Regions from separate parts of the Homo sapiens genome. Here region 1 is linked to region 2. The links are chromatin contacts, found by Hi-C in ENCODE. All regions are on one chromosome and are shown on one strand. Each heading gives the region's core, a stretch centred on a gene start or an enhancer-like site at or near the end of the contact. The rest is flanking DNA. Distances are from core to core; before and after follow the strand shown. Region 1 has its middle 39 kb from the start of LSM14A. Region 2 holds the start of PDCD5 (programmed cell death 5).

Region 1 (5,273 bases), core at 144-2,643, 1.6 Mb before region 2:
CAACTGGCAATAAAGCTTTCCTTTTCTCAAAATCTCATGCCATAGTATTGGCCTCTATGCTCATCATGAAGTGACCCCTTGGCCTCAGTAACTGTCCTCTACCCTGAGAAAAAGCAGATAGTATATGATTCCTTAACATATAATTCTACAGGACGCAAACTAATCCACGGTGACCAAAAGCAGATTCACTGTTATCTGAGGGACTGATACGGTAGGCTGTGACTGGGAGGAAGGATTATAAATGAGCAGAAGGAAACTTTTATGTTCATTCTCTTGATTGTGGTGGTGGTTTCAGGGATGTATACACACATATGTAAAAGGCAAACTGTATGCTTTAAATATGTACAGGCTTTACACCAGCACTTCAATAAGGCTGTTTAAAATTTTAAAAGGTGTGGGAAAGAACACAGGCCACACATGTGGTGGTGGAAATGGCCCAGGCTTTGCTATTAAAGTTGCGCTAGTGTCCTTTGTCAAGTCACTTAGAACTCTCAGCTGCAAAGATAACACCGCCCTGGCAGGGATTAAGAAATAGTGTACAGGCCAGGCGCAGTGGCTCACACCTGTAATCCCAGCACTTACGGAGGCCGAGGAGGGTGAATCACTTGAGGTCGGGAGTTCAAGCCCAGTCTGGCCATTATGGCAAAACTCTGTTTCTATTAAAAGTACAAAAATTAGCCAGGCGTGGTGGCAGGCACCTGTAATCCCAGCTGAGGCGATCACTCGAATCCGGGAGGCAGAGGTTGCAGTGTGCCGAGATTGCGCCACTGCATTACAGCTTGGGCGACAGAGTGAGACTCTGCCTCCGAAAAAAAAAAAAAAAGAAGAAAGTCAAGAAAAAAGAAATAGTGAACAGGCCGGATGCGGTGGCTCACGCCGGTAATCCCAGCACTTTTGGAGGCCGAGGTGGGAGATCTTTTGAGCCCAGGAGTTGGAGACCAGCCTGTGCAACATAGTGAGACCGCCCCCTCTACAAAAATGTCATAATTAGCCGGGTGTAGTGGCCTGCGCCTGTAGCCTCAGCTATTTGGGAGTCTGAGGCGGGAGAATCACTTGAGCCCCAGGAGTTCAAAGCTCCAGTGAGCTAGCTCTGGTCACGCCAATATACTCCAGCCTGGGCTACCAAGACCTTGTATCAAGAAAAAAAAAAAAAAAGAAAAGAAAATAAAAAGAAATAGTGAAAATTTAGGCGAATTTAGGTGAAGCACAGGGTATTCGTCCAGGTGTGACATGCAAGGTGGAATGGTGGCAGGCAGCCCGACTCAATTCCAGGCCCTAACTCATCTTGGATCTGTGACCTGAAGCACGTTCCTGAGCGTCTCCGTTTCAATGTCTCAATTGCAAAGCGGATTAAATGACTCAACACAAGTAAGACAGGAGGAGCGCAGGGGCTGGGGCGTTCTCGGTAAGCTGAGAACAAGCCGGGTGGACGATGACCTGACGGCGCCGGCGAGACCCCGGGCCGGTTGCTGGGGTCGCACACAGGCAGCCGGAGGGGCGCGCAGGAGGGTCCGGGGCAGGGGCCGGGAAGACTGGGCAGATAAGAGAGCCGGAACAGGCGAGGCGGCCAAAGAGGCATCCAGGAGCCGCGACAAACGTGCGGGCAGCGCAACAAGTGACCCGCAAAGCACCCAACCACCACCTTAACGCTACTTCCCAGCCTGCCCCGCGCCCTCGGGCGCAGGCGCAGTGAGGTGGGCGGGGGGCACGGCCCAGTTTCGGGGGGCACGACCCGGCCCCTAGCCCCACCCCAGCCGCGGCCACGCCCCTCGCCGCGCCTCTAGAGCGGGAGGCTCGGCTGCTGGTTTCAGTTTGCAGCTAGGGAAGGTGGGGACATTGCCAGTGTCGAGTGGGTTGATCCTCCCTGGGTCCCTCTGCAAATTTAGGACCGTGCCACGAGTCCAGTCAGGAGCGGGACGCCTACCCTGCGGCGTCGTGCGCGCTTCAGGGGCACTATTGCAAAATAGATGCAGCTCTCAGGCAGTTTGCTTGTTCCTGGGTGAGGAGTTTTTGGTTAAAAAACAGTTGTTCCTCCCCGAGTTTGTGAAAGATAATGTATTTAAAAAATAAAACAAAGAAATTCCCAAGTCCCATCTGGAAATAAAAGATAGTTTTAAAAGACACCTGCATTAGATTGCTACAATAAAGTTATGTTTTCGTATTTTTTTCTTGATACAAAACAAATTTAAAAAAATATATTTTTAGACAGAGTTTCACTCTTGTTGCCTAGGCTGGAGTGCAGTGGCGCGATCTCGGCTCAACCTCCGCCTCCCGTGTTCAAGCGATTCTCCTGCCTCAGCCTCCCAAGTAGCTGGGATTACAGGCGCACGCCACCACTCCCAGATAATTTTGTATTTTTAGCAGAGATGGGGTTTCATCATGTTGGCCAGGCTGGTCTCGAACTCCTGACCTCAGGTGATCCGCCCGCTTCAGCCTCCCAAAGTGCTGAGATTACAGGTGCGAGCCACCGTGCCCAGCCAATAAAATATATTCTTTTTTATTTATTTATTTATTTTTTATTTATTTATTTTTATTGATCATTCTTGGGTGTTTCTCGCAGAGGGGGATTTGGCAGGGTCATAGGACAATAGTGGAGGGAAGGTCAGCAGATAAACAAGTGAACAAAGGTCTCTGGTTTTCCTAGGCAGAGTGTGTGTGTCCCTGGGTACTTGAGATTAGGGAATGGTGATGACTCTTAACGAGCATGCTGCCTTCAAGCATCTGTTTAACAAAGTACATCTTGCACCGCCCTTAATCCATTTAACCCTGAGTGGACACAGCACATGTTTCAGAGAGCACAGGGTTGGGGGTAAGGTCATAGATCAACAGGATCCCAAGGCAGAAGAATTTTTCTTAGTACAGAACAAAATGAAAAGTCTCCCATGTCTACTTCTTTCTACACAGACACGGCAACCATCCGATTTCTCAATCTTTTCCTCACCTTTCCCCCTTTTCTATTCCACAAAACCGCCATTGTCATCATGGCCCGTTCTCAATGAGTTGTTGGGTACACCTCCCAGACGGGGTGGTGGCCGGGCAGAGGGGCTCCTCACTTCCCAGTAGGGGCAGCCGGGCAGAGGCGCCCCTCACCTCCCGGACGGGGCGGCTGGCCGGGCGGGGGGCTGACTCCCCCACCTCCCTCCCGGACGGGGCGGCTGGCCGGGTGGGGGGCTGACCCCCCCACCTCCCTCCCGGACGGGGCGGCTGGCCGGGCAGAGGGGCTCCTCACTTCCCAGTAGGGGCTGCCGGGCAGAGGCGCCCCTCACCTCCCAGACGGGGCGGCTGGCCGGGCAGGGGGCTGACCCCCCACCTCCCTCCCTGACGGGGCGTCTCGCCTGGCGGGGGCTGACCCCCCCACCTCCCTCCCGGACGTGGCGGCTGGCCGGGCGGGGGGCTGACCCCCCCACCTCCCTCCCGGACGGGGCGGCTGGCTGGGCAGAGGGGCTCCTCACTTCCCAGTAGGGGCGGCCGGGCAGAGGCGCCCCTCACCTCCCGGACGGGGTGGCTGGCCGGGCGGGGGGCTGACCCCCCCACCTCCCTTCCGGACGGGGTGGCTGCCGGGCGGAGACGCTCCTCACTTCCCAGACGGGGTGGCAGCCGGGCGGAGGGGCTCCTCACTTCTCAGATGGGGCGGTTGCCAGGCGGAGGGTCTCCTCACTTCTCAGACGGGGCGGCCGGGCAGAGACGCTCCTCACCTCCCAGACGGGGTGGCGGGGCAGAGGCGCTCCCCACATCTCAGACGATGGGCGGCCGGGCAGAGACGCCCCTCACTTCCTAGATGGGATGGTGGCCAGGAAGAGGCGCTCCTCACTTCCTAGGTGGGATGGCGGCCGGGCAGAGACGCTCTTCACTTTCCAGACTGGGCAGCCAGGCAGAGGGGCTCCTCACATCCCAGACGATGGGCGGCCAGGCAGAGACGCACCTCACTTCCCAGACGGGGTAGCCGCCGGGCAGAGGCTGCAATCTCGGCACTTTGGGGGGCCAAGGCAGGCGGCTGGGAGGTGGAGGTTGTAGCCGAGATCACGCCACTGCACTCCAGCCTGGGCACCATTGAGCACTGAGTTAACGAGACTCCGTCTGCAATCCCGGCACCTCGGGAGGCCGAGGCTGGCAGATCACTCGCGGTTAGGAGCTGGAGATCAGCCCGGCCAACACAGCGAAACCCCGTCTCCACCAAAAAAATACGAAAACCCGTCAGGCGTGGCGGCGCGCGCCTGCAATCGCAGGCACTCGGCAGGCTGAGGCAAGAGAATCAGGCAGGGAGGTTGCAGTGAGCCGAGATGGCAGCAGCACAGTCCAGAGGGAGACCGTGGAAAGAGGGAGAGGGAGAGGGAGCTAAAATATATTCTTATCAAATAATTGTACTACTACCAAGTTTAGTTTGTGTGAACCCCATAAAATGTAATATATGAGTGCATGAGGAAATCCCAAAGATTTCACACTCTTTTTACATTAAAAAAAAATTGTTTTTGAGACAGAGTCTTGCTCTGCTGCCCAGGCTAGAGTGCAGTGGTGTGATCATAGCTCAAAATGTAGCCTCCGGCTCCTGGGCTCAAGAGATCCTCCCACCCCAGCCTCCCAAAGTGCTAGAATTACAGGAATGCACCACTAGGCCCTGGCAGAAGTAAAATTTCTGGGTCGTAAGGTATGTATATGTTTAATTTTAGCAGCTACTGCTAGTCGGCTTTCCACAGTATTACTTTTATCGAAATAATCAGATTGGAGGCCAGTGCCATGCCTGTAATCCTAGCACTCTGGGAGGCTGAGGTGGGAGGATCACTTGAGCCTAGGAGTCTGAGACCACTCTGGGCAATATCTCTACATAAAATTAAAAAATTAGCCTGATGTGGTGGTTGGTGCCTGTCATTCCAGCTGCTTGGGAGGCTGAGCTGGAAGGATGACTTGGGCTGGGGAGGTTGGGAGGTTGAGGCTACAGTGAGCTATGATGACATCATTACATTCCAGCCTGGGTGACAGAGTGAGAGCCTGTCTCAAACAAAAACCAACCAACAAACAAAAATACCCAACTAAAAGGGTTGTTTTGGAGATTAAATAAACAATGTATGGAAACTGCTTAGAAGAAAGTCTGGCACACAAGATACCCCTTACAAATATTAGTTTCTTTCCTTCCAAAAGATTTTATTTGGGATATTAGGAGATATTGATAATATTTGATCAGGAAGACATAGCATGCCCTGTTACATTTTTTAGAGTGTTTAACAAAACGAAGAGAAGTCTGAGACTGAGTGTTAACCTCCTGGTTTTCTGCTGCT
Region 2 (5,144 bases), core at 2,427-4,926:
TGTGTCTCCACATGGGGCCTGCGGTATACAAACTGCATTATGGTAGTTGCTGTACATAAGGCTGCAGCTACATTCAAGTAGAATCCCCTTTTGCCCTCAAAGAACCAGCTTTATATTACACAGGTGACAACCTACCAGGCTGGAAGGTGAGCTTTACAGTTTCATCAGAGTGGAGCCTCAGTTCAAACACCATCACCAACATTTCTTAAGTACCTATTGCGTGACAGGTGCTAGAAATTTATAGTGGGATTTCAGGCAATTAGAAGGACCATGTGACTAATCTATATCATTTTCTTAGAGATAAAGCTGAGATCCAGGAGGCTATGCTAAAGAGACATAGGTAACTGTGGCCAAGCTACAGCCAGATTCCATGTTTTAAGACTCTCAGTTCTATTTTTCTGGGTGGGGAAGGGGAATGAAATTATAACTTTGCAACTATCCTCACTTCTTCCTACCTACCCAAATAGAAAGTAGTTCACGTTCACAGGACAGTGGTCTCATGGACTTGTTTCTTTTTTCTTTCAAATGAAATCCTTTAAGAAATCTAAAAACAAATGAGCACAGATGCTTTGGCTCAACTGAGAGGGAGAGCTGGGGCTGGCTGTGCCCACTATCCACTCCCAGCTCAGAGGCCCTTCGGTTCATGGAATGTGGCTTAAAGCTCATTTCCATAGGCCACTTCTTTATGGTTTGAGTACTGCAGCCCTGCCACAAACTTTAAGAGATGGGGTCTAGGCCAGGCATGGTGGCTCATGCCTGTAATCTCAGCACTTTGGGAGGCTGAGGTGGGTGGATCACTTGAGGTCAGGAGTTTGAGACCAGCCTGGCCAACATGGTGAAACCCCATCTCTACTAAAAATACAAAAATTAGCCGGGCATGGTGGCGGGTGCCTGTAATCCCAGCTACTTGGGAGGCAGAGGCAGGAGAATCGCTTGAAGCTCAGAGGCAGAGGTTACGGTGAGCCAAGATTGTGCCACTGCACTCCAGCCTGGGTGATGGAGTGAGACTTCATCTCAACAACAATAAAAAAAGATGGGGTCTCACTCTGCTGTTCATGCTGGAGTACAGTGGTGCAATCACAGCTCACTGCAGCTATGATCAGCTCAAGCTCCTGTGCTCAAGTGATTCTTCCCCCTCGGCCTCCTGAGTAGCTGGGTCTACAGGCTTCAGTCACCACACCTGGCCTGCCACAAACTATTATATCACAGAACCCTAAGATGCCATCAATTCTAAGATACACCATAGTTTTACGTATCTCTAAAAATGAAAAACCCTAAAATGAGAGGTCTAATAGAGATCTCCATTCAAAACTGGGGTTTCTCGGGAGGCCAAGGTGGGAGGATCACTTGAAGCCAGGAGTTTGAGACCAGCCTGGGTGATATAGCGAGGCTATTAAAAAAAAAAAAAGTTTAAAAAAATTAGCCAGGCATGGTGGTGCACGCCTGTCATCTCAGCTCCTCAGGAGGCTGAGGTGGGAGGATCACTTGAGCCCAGCAGGAGTTTGAGGCTGCAGTGAGTTCTGATCCCACCACTGGGGTATCAAAGAGCAACATTCTCAGTACAAAGTAAAGAATAAATAAATATGCCATGCAGTAAGGGGCAGTACAAAAGCTTGCATGCACCTGGCCCTGACGTAAAGAAGAAAAAAGTTCAGTCTTACAGGGTTGCTGTCTGAATTCACACTACTAGGCAGGAGGCAGGGGAAAACCTCAAGCAGAGAATTTAACTTTCAATGGTCTCAGAAATGTACTCAAGTGATAGCAGAGTCAAAAGTAAATCCCCTCTGGAAGAATCTGGGGCAAGAGCAATCTGTTTTAAAAGGCATCCTGATTTCAGATATGTGACAATGAAAAGATGTACACGGCAGAAATCAATGAAATTTGCGTCGTTTTACTTCCTATCACTACTCCAGATACTTCTCACCGTCTGTCTTCTCCCGAACCCTCCCTTCCTATTTCTGTAGACCCAGCACAGTGCCTGACCCAGAGCAGGTGCTCTATAAATATTTGCTGGAGAGGAGGAGTAAGAAGGTGAGGAAGGGGAAATAGAGAATTGTCCAGTAGCTAAAGGTTTCAGTCTTGCAAGATGAAAACATTCTAGAGTGTGAACACTACTGAAGAGCACACTTAAAAATGGTTGTGATGGTGAAATTTTATTTAACCACAATTTTTAAAAAATGATAGCATGATAGGGTAATCACATACTCATTCAATAAACCTGCCACCGAATCAATTACCTGCATCTGTCTCAGGTGCTGTGCGCTGTGTTGGGATAAAACAATCAGAATAGCTTACCAGTTAACACTTATTGAGCACTTACTAAGTGAGGCACCGGACTCACGTCACCCCCACAGCCGAGGAAACTGCCACAGCTGCCTATTATCAGGCTCATTTTTAAGGTACTCACATTGTAGCAGAGAAACATCAACCAGTAATTGCAATACAAGGTCTGATGTGGAGCTGCACACGTGTTTATTTAACAATAATGAAGATACCCTGCGGATGATTTTGGCCAAATCACCATTCCAGCAAAACAAAAAAATCTGAGTCACACACCTGCTTAAAATAACTACAGCAAAAGAAATCCATTTGGTGAAACCACCCTTCAAAAAGTTCACGTTTCCAGCCCATACCTGTGCTTTGCTTCCTGTTGGGCCGCATCACCAGGATCCTGGAAAAAAAAAACTTAAATTTAATAGAGAAATTTCACGGGAGGCGGCGGGAAAAAGGAACGGTTCTGTTGTTTCCTATACATAACAGTCTCTTGCGGTGGTAGAAACAACTCCCCAAATAAGAAACTGGGCCTCACAGAAATCAATGAACTAGTTCCCACTTACAACGTTTTGATGAACGTCTAAAACCACAACCTCAGAAGGCTTTGGAATACAGAGCACCCTGGGGAGGGGAATCCCTGTATTACGAAACCGTGTTTCACATGTAGGAATAATTTCTGGAAAATAAAACGGGCCTCGGTATTAGGGACAACGATAACTCAAAGACTGCGCCCTCCGTCCCTAAGGTCCCGGTCCCTTATCAGAAACGCCTCTCCGGGCGTGTGATCCATCCAAGCTTCCCAGGCGGCCCCTCCCTGTCATCCCGGCGGGGCAAGCGTTCCTCCGACCCTGCCGCGCTCTCAGCACCGGGAACACAGCGGACCCTCAATACCTGTCGGCTAAACTTGGGTCATAACAACTGAACTCCGGAAAAACTGAATTCGGTCCGGCTGCTGGCTCCAAAAGCTGAGATTGTGCTTGGATCCAGGCCCGCCAGGACGAGCCCGCTCCAGGCTAGGGGACCCCACACCCCAACGCCAGGGCAGGTCCCGCACGTGGCGGCCCCCGCCGCCAGCCTCCTGGGCCCCTCGCGACGAGGAAAGCGACGAGGCCACCTCTGAGCCGGCCACGAGGCCGCCAGGGCAGCGCAGGGGACCGGGGCCCCGGGGAGGCGCCCAGAGCCTCCGCCCCGGAGGCGCGCCCTACACTCCGGGCGAGGGCGGCGCCCCGCGAGGGCCAAGCCTGGCGGGGGCTGATGCGCTCACCCCGTGTTTGGCCTGCAGCTCGGCCAGCCTCTGTCTCCTCAGCGCCTCAAGCTCCTCGTCCGCCATGGCTCGGCGTCAGCGCTGGAGCAGCCGCGGTCACTCTCGCAGCCCCTCGGCGCGAGCGCGGCCTTGACCACTGCGCAGGCGCTCGCGGGGCCCAGGCGCCACCAATCCAGCCCGGAGCCACGCCCCGCGCCGCTGCCAGGGCGCCGGCAGAGGCCCGATTCCCCGATTTCAGGCGGTCGAGCTTGGGCGCACGGAGGGGCGGGGCCTGGGGCGGGGCCTCCGGGATCCACCTCCCACCCGTGATCGGCGCCTCTGCGTGCAGGGACTTGGGCTGCGCTGGGGCGGGGCTGCGCTTTGGAAAGGTTAAAACCTGAAAGTGTGGCATCAACAAGTATAATAATTATGGGTGCAATGTGCTGGTGACCTAGAGGGTTAGGCGTATATTATCTCTATTTATAGATGAGGAACCAGGGGCGCAGGAAGGCTGAGTGGGGTGATGGAAATGTCCTAAAGCTGGATCGTGGCGGTGGCTGCCCGGCTCCTCGGTGCACACAGAGGCCGGCCGGTGGCTCGCCGCCTGTGGTCCCGACGCTTCGGGAGGCGGTAGGGTCATTTGAGGTCAGGAGTTAGAGACCAGCCTGGGCAATATGGCAAGAGCCTATCTCTACTAAAATTTTAAAAAACTAGTTGGGCGCGGTGATGTGCACCTGTAGTCCCAGCTACTCAGGAGGCTGTGTCAGGAGGATCGCTGGAGCCCGGAAGTTCGAGGCTGCAGTGAGCCTTGATCTCGCCACTGCACTCCAGCCTGGGAGACACAGCCAGACCCTGTCTCTAAAAAAAAAAAAAAAAAAAAAAAAAGTGCACATCTGCCTCCTCGCCATCTGCCTCCTCCACGCACAAAAGGGCTTTTCCTGGGAGGATACTGCAGTGGGCAGCTGTGGCTGGTGTAAACTCTTTGGTGGAACAAATCCCTTCTGCCTTTGACTTGGGGGAATTGGGGGCAGAGAGGATATTCAGCTACCTAAACGTGTGACTCATACAGATTCTGTTTGTTTGTCTGTGTGTGTGTTATTTTATTTTTTACATTAAAAAAATACAGATGGGGTCTCGCTATGTTGCCTAGGCTGGCCTCTATCTCCTGAGCTCAAGCAATCCTTTTGCCTCAGCCTCCCAAACTGCTAACATTACAGGCATGAGCCACCACACCTGGCCTGTGTGTTTTAATTGTGGCAAAATATACACAATACAAAATTTACCATTTTCACCATTTTTAGGTGTACTTTTCAGTGGTATGAAATGCATTATCGTGCAGTTGTCACTCAATCTCAGCTCACTGCAACCTCCACCTCCCGGGTTCAAGCGATTCTCCTGCATCAGTCTCCCAAGTAGCTGGGACCACAGGCGTGCACCACTGTGCCCGGCTAATTTTGTATTTTTTAGTAGAGATGGGGTTTCACCATGTTGGTCAAGCTGGTCTCGAACTTCTGACCTAAAGTGATCCACCTGCCTTGGTCTCCCAAAGTGCTGGGATTACAGGCATGAACCACCTTGTCCACCATCAATCTCTACAACTTTTTTTTTTTATCATCCTGAACTGGAA

The links. A loop is a pair of places that touch in the nucleus more often than their neighbours do. Pooled maps may share reads with other maps.
Region 1: a loop to region 2 is called in a map of CD8-positive, alpha-beta T cell, with 9 times the contacts of the local background. The contact joins the enhancer-like site here to the promoter of PDCD5 in region 2. A Hi-C loop is called at or near these places in 2 of 168 maps with a recorded cell type or tissue (CD4-positive, alpha-beta T cell and CD8-positive, alpha-beta T cell) and 7 of 50 pooled maps.

What each region holds. Positions count from the first base shown.
Region 1 is chr19:34,130,956-34,136,228 of GRCh38, reverse strand. No RefSeq gene overlaps it. Among named protein-coding and RNA genes, the nearest start is that of LSM14A, 39 kb to the left of the region's middle. RefSeq lists an enhancer at 942-1,477 and a silencer at 1,461-1,870. Within about 2 kb of position 1,393, at least 38 of the 41 ENCODE cell types and tissues checked have a DNase peak (open chromatin) inside an H3K27ac peak, as active enhancers do; they include CD4-positive, alpha-beta T cell and CD8-positive, alpha-beta T cell, where a contact is called at or near this core.
Region 2 is chr19:32,579,722-32,584,865 of GRCh38, reverse strand. PDCD5 (programmed cell death 5) reads right to left here and starts at 3,676. Exons shown (of 6, transcript NM_004708.4): 1 at 3,539-3,676; 2 at 2,634-2,671. The coding sequence starts at 3,604. RefSeq lists silencers at 3,675-3,851, 3,197-3,926 and an enhancer at 4,137-4,226.